2 separate regions of the Mus musculus genome follow, and region 2 is linked to region 1. Evidence: chromatin loops called from intact Hi-C (ENCODE). Cell type or tissue: left cerebral cortex. All regions are shown on one strand. Each heading gives the region's core, and the rest is flanking DNA. Links, peaks and the distances in the headings are about the cores only.

What was found. Peaks named below come from ENCODE experiments on the same cell type or tissue, not always from the same donor. Only the 100,000 strongest peaks of a DNase experiment are listed, where the experiment ranks them.
Region 2: it touches region 1 in a loop (9-fold over the local background); 7 of 42 quality-filtered maps call a loop at or near these places.

Annotation. Positions count from the first base shown.
Region 1 is chr8:86,882,062-86,884,968 of GRCm38, forward strand. It overlaps N4bp1 (NEDD4 binding protein 1), which reads right to left. Exons shown (of 7, transcript NM_030563.2): 1 at 2,761-2,907. Among named protein-coding and RNA genes, the nearest start is that of N4bp1, 1.7 kb to the right of the region's middle. In left cerebral cortex, for the core only: no CTCF peak of the experiment used is centred there; DNase peaks (open chromatin) are centred at 1,317, 2,177 and 2,714; H3K4me3 peaks cover 1,813 bases; H3K27ac peaks cover 779 bases.
Region 2 is chr8:86,622,339-86,625,245 of GRCm38, forward strand. Lonp2 (lon peptidase 2, peroxisomal) reads left to right here and starts at 1,705. Exons shown (of 15, transcript NM_025827.3): 1 at 1,705-2,078. The coding sequence starts at 1,846. In left cerebral cortex, for the core only: no CTCF peak of the experiment used is centred there; a DNase peak (open chromatin) is centred at 1,649; H3K4me3 peaks cover 1,887 bases; H3K27ac peaks cover 1,217 bases.

The DNA.
Region 1 (2,907 bases), core at 263-2,762:
CCGCAGGCATTATCGCTCTCACAGTAGCTCCCACTGCCTCCCTCTGATTACTGGAGGCTTGGCTGATTCACAGGCCATTCTCACAGCTGTAACAGAAAACTGGATTCTGAGAGCCAGGGCAGTTACCCCACCAGCAGCAGCACACACTCCCGTTTTCTTTTTTGGCACCAGGATTGAAGTTTCAAAGCACTCTACCACTGAGCTGGGCCCTCGTTCCCTTATTTTATGAGAGGTTAAAGAGGCAAGCGCAACATGTGCCGGGCTGGGGGTGCAGCTCCACAGAAGCGTCTACCTAGCAGGTACAAGGCTCTGGCCTTGGTCCCCTGCACTTCCAAGAAGAAAAACTTTGGCTTGTGAGGCTGGGTTCCTCTGTGTCGCCTAGGCTGGCCTCACACCACCACCTTCATGCCTTGGCCTCCAGAGTTCTGGGACTATGGTAAGTTCCACCATGACCACCTGGCTAAACTTTTCTTTGCTGTATTTTCCCTTCAGTGACATTTCTACTTACACCAAGTTAATAGTTTTCTTTTCCTCAAAAAAAAAAAAAAAAAAAAAAAAGTAAAAAGTAAAAAGTAAAACAAACTGCCGGTGAGTGTTGCAGTCAACTCCTACCATAAATCTCAAGGGAAAGGAAAAGGGATTTCTTTTAGGCGGGAAGGTTACATTATGAGTAATACATGTTAAGATTAAGATAAGCTGGCAGGTGACATTACTATTACCAATACACCATACGTCACACCCTTCCCATCAGCTGTGTCAAGCTTTGTGGCACTGACAGACAGAGAGAACCGGGGTGGAAGGACTGGTGGAGGCATGGCTTTCCTGTAAACCGAGGGAAGCATCTTCCACCTCTGGGGTGTCCTCAAAAAAAGCGGCAGCAGGAAGGGTCCAAAACACAGCCAGGACAGGAGAGAGTAGCCTGCTGTGAAAGTCTAAGAGAGCGGCTACCAGAGCCATTATAAACAAGATGCCTGTAACCTAGGGGCAGAAGGACCAGTGATCCAAGGCCAGCCAGTCACCACAGCAAGCTTGTCTCACACAGTTCCGAGAGTTCAGACTGACAGGAAGTCCCTACCAGGTTCCAGGGTGCAAGAAGGAGTTTTTGAAGAAGGCTGACTTTGAATAGAGAGTGAACCAGGAGCCCAGAGGCAGGGAATGAGAAGCAGCCAAGCTGGAAGGGACTCCAGCAGAAGCAAAGGTCTTAACCAAGGCGAAGGCCAGGGAGAGGAGAGGGGTGAGTGCCTGGTGGACACTTAAAAGTGACAAGCCTCAGGCATGTTTTAGCTCTGGGTAGTAAGAGAGTGGGCGGCGCAAGGAGCTAAGCACAGGGGAACCAACTTGGTCCAACACCAACAGGTTCAACCCCCACACTGTCAAGAATCACACAAATAAGCACCTTACAGCCTACACATGGTAAACATTTCTTTTTTTAAATTAAATCGACACCTGGAGCTACAACCTCTTAAAGAGTAATGTGAAATTTGTGATGTAGGATAGAAAAAGAAAGTCTCCCCAGAGCTGAACTGTTTAACAAGCATCGCTGGGGCTGGAGAGATGGCTCAGCGGTTTAAAGCACTGACTGCTCTTCCAGAGATCCTGAGTTCAATTCCCAGCACCCATATGGTGGCTCACAACCATCTATAAAGGCATCTGACAACTTCATCTGGTGTGTCTGAAGACAGCTACAGTGTACTCACATACATAAATAAATAAATCTTTAAAAAAACAAAAACAAAACATCGCCCATGTGGTTTCTAGAAACAAATTCTGGTGCCTGATAGGTGGAAGAGTTTGGGAAAAGGTGGGTAGAAGATGTTCAGGAAGCTCCAAACAGGGGGCTTTAAGACATTGGTGACTTCAAACCAAGAGGGGCAGAGAGGGGCATTCTCCTAAGTTCCCAGATCTGACCCTCGAAACACCAAAGAGGAAACAATACCTTATTCCTCAACTTCCTACTCCTCCCCGGGAGCTTAAGATGCTATACAATACACCTTCAGCCTTCTCCCACCCACGGCTTGGAGGACTCTCTTGCATAGAAGCAATTAAATTGCCCGTTCTCCTGGCAACCTGTCGACTAACCTGGCTATTTCACTGACTCAATGAGATTTTAGAGGCATAAGCGCCTCCGCGGTCAAATTTTGCTGTTTTCTGACAAGGGGGAGGGGCTGATGGCGGTGCTGAATCTGAAATACTGATTATACACAAGGTGAGTCACCGCTTAGTTTCAGTTTCTCCAGTTGTTCATTTAATAGAAGGAACAAGCCCTATCAAAACGTATTCGCCGGATTTTTAAAGCCTGCGTATTCCTTTTGTGGTACTCGGCGGAATGTCAGAAGTGTAACAACCATCATTTAATCGTAGAACACCAACACTACAGGAATAATATTTTTAACGCAGCTACCAAATATTCTACCTCTGAAGCGTCTGGTCATTACATGCGTTCCCTTCCTGATTTCCTAGAGGTTCAGGCCTAAGATTCCCAAAGGGTTTAGAAGCCCTGGAGTGGCGGCCTGGAGGGTGAAGACCAACCAGGAGCATCGAGCCTTGCGCACATCCAAGGGACCAGCGGACGGAGGGAGCGCGAGCCCGCTCAGCGCGCGTGCTCCGGGGCCTGATGGCTCTGCGTTCTGCGCACTTCGCGAGGGACCAGTCAGGGAGATGCTTTCGCAGCGCCCTTTACAAACAGGGACCCCGAGGCTCCCAGGACGGACCCGCTCCGAGCGCCCCGCGCGCGGCCCGTGCGAGCCAGGCCGGACTCACCTTGGCGCTGTGCACCGCCTCCTGCGCGCCGCGGAGTTGCAGCCAGATACGCGCGGGCAGCGGCTCCTCCGCCCCGAGGGCGCCGAGCACGGCCAAGCCCACCCCGAACAGAGCCTCGATGCGCCCGCGGCTCCGCTCCAGCAGCGC
Region 2 (2,907 bases), core at 268-2,767, 260 kb before region 1:
CACTCCTGGCTGAGATAGGAAGATTTCAAGTTGGAAATCAATCTTGCATAGCAAGCCCTAGAGTGGGACAATTAGTAGAGTCATTGTATCTAGGGTAAACATCAGAATGAAGTAATTATTTTCTGGAATTACTTAGACCTTACCAAAAAAAAAAATCACTGTAGAAAACAGTGAGTTTAGTCACAAGAAGGCCCTGACAAACATGAAACAGCTTGCATAGTCGGGTACAGCAAACAGTAGACAGTAAGAATTGAAGTTGCAAGGTTTTGGTGCTCCTTCAAGAAACACACAGATTAGACCTGGGTTTTGGTATGAAGTTCCTGTTTTACTCTAAAAACAACTTTTGTGTGACAATTACATGGTTCTGCACAGCTGTTTGGGGTTCAGTCTACAAGAGGCTAGACCTCTTGGCTGCCTGCAAGGCCATATATCATCCTGGAATGACTCTTTTTCTTTGGCCATATGTGTGACTCAGTTAAGACCCTGTCCTAGGAGACCAAGAAAATAATAAAATCAAAAAATTAATTTATTAAACAAAAATAAGTCCAGACATTAGTATGCACACAAAACACTTGTTGCTTTTAGGATATGTATGCATGATAAAAATAAATAAAGTTTTTTTAAAAAATATGCCCCAAGGTTTTTAAGATGGTCATAGTTTCCTCATAAAATACCTACCATGTTCAGAGCCCTTGGTCCAATCCCAAGTACCATTTTTAAAAAGACACCAGGAATCTCAGAGTATAAGTCCTCTACTCTCCAGATAAGACTCTTAATAAAAAGGTAAGTTATTGTATATATTTTTTCTTTATATTACTCCCAAAGTCTATCTCAAGATATCTACACAATGCATACTTGATGAGTGTGTCACAACCAAGATCATCACCTACCAGTTCACCCTCCCTCTAGACCTCAGTGACTCAGACCACAACCTAGAATCTATCATCCAAATTGTGACCTTCTACAAATAATTGAATGCCCCTTTTTTAAAAGTATCTGTTTAAAATACTAATAAAATAAAGCAAAGATGGAAGCAATATCACAGACTTAAGAGATCCAGGAGATAAACAAAGTGAAAAATTAAGGACGATAGTAAAACCCACCAGCTTGGGAGAAGGTCTATGGATTAGGTAATGGTAATACTAATTTCCTGGGTTATGTGAACCATGGTTATGCAACATAATAGGGAAAACCGAGTGAGAGGTATAGGATACTTGTTAAAATATAAAATCTATTCAATAAAAAGGTTTAAAAATGTCTAGTGCACACCGTCCTTCTCAACATTCCTTCCGAATTTAAATGCAGGCACTGTTCATGCTGTCTGTGCACCAGGTTTGCTTGTCGTCTGGCATCACTGGTTCAGAGAGAAGGGCTGAGCGAAGCGACAGAAATTGGGTATCTCTGGGCTAGCGGGGAGCGGAGGTGTTTAATGTAGGGACCAGCCTGGGGATGCAGCCAGAAATTGAGGGGTTTGGGTCTAGGGGCGGAGCCAGAAGCCGCTACGCTTTAGCTTTGGGGGGGGGGGGGGGGGGAGAGTGACAGACCGGAAGGCTTAGCCGCTGCGGCCTCCGGAAGGGTTGTGGGCGGGCCCGGAAACAGCAGCACATGGCCCGGGGGCGAGTCCGAAGCGTCCGGGCAGAAGTCTGGGAGCCTGGAGAAGGGGCGGGGCCGGAAGCGGCGGCAGGCCTGGGGACCGGAGCCTGGGGAAGGGGCGGTGCCGGAAGCGGCGGCACTCAGGCCTGGGGGCGGGCCGTCGAGTGACGGCTGCGGTGCGTTCGGCGAAGGAAGTGTAGAGTTCGTACTTGGGAGTCCTCCTGACACCTCTGGTGTTGACGACCAGTGGCCATGTCCTCCGTGAGCCCCATCCAGATCCCCAGCCGCCTTCCGCTGCTGTTGACCCACGAGAGTGTGTTGCTGCCTGGCTCCACTATGCGCACAAGTGTGGACACGGCCCGCAACTTGCAGCTGGTGCGGAGCCGCTTGCTCAAGGGCACGTCGTTGCAGAGCACCATTCTAGGAGTCATCCCCAACACACCCGACCCGGCCAGCGACACGCAGGACCTGCCACCATTGCACAGGTAGGCCCGCCGGGCACTCGGAGGGAGGCCCTCCGGGACTCGCGCCCCGGCGGCCTGTGAGCGGAGTTGTGGCTCAAGTCTCCCCAGCGTGAAAAGTGGGAGGGACGCTTTTCGCCAGTGACCGTTAGTGAGCCGGATCAGTCACGGAGCAATGCCTGACACGGGTGGAAACTCTGTGCAGTTCATTTGCTGCCTGTTGCTGGTGCTTATCTGATGTGAATTCGTGTCCTACATAGCCTTCTTCACCGCCCAGCGCCCGGGCCCCTCCCCCATACCACCTTTCACCCTGTCCCCTTTCTTTCAGTCAACCTCCGGTCATGTTCTCCAGCTGAAACATTATAAATCTAGATCTATCTATCTATCTATCTATCTCTCTCTCTCTCTCTCTCTCTCTCTCTCTCTCTCTCTCTCTTTCTTTCTTTCTTTTTCCTGCTCATGCCTAAACTACGCAGTTAACTTTTGGGTGCTTTGTTTTACATGTTGTTACCTATTTTCTCTATTCCCCGACGGCCTCCCCTTCATGAAGGGCCATTCCTGTTAGCATTTTCCTTGGGGTCTCCCACTACAGTCTTCCCAGCCTCTAGGCTCACCTTTGCTCCTTCCTGGCATTTTTATCTTAGGCCCGGGGGATGTCACTGGATAGCCCTGTGTCCCGGCTCTGGTTCGTTGACTTGGGTGGTAGATTTCACCTGCGTCTGACTCTTCCCCTGTGATTTCCCATGTCTCTTAGGTGTGTCTTGAAGGTCCATCTGTGCAGACTGGTTTGCCCCATGCTTCCCTGGACTGCACAGTGATTGTGCGTATAGAGCACTTGAAGTGTGCATGCTCT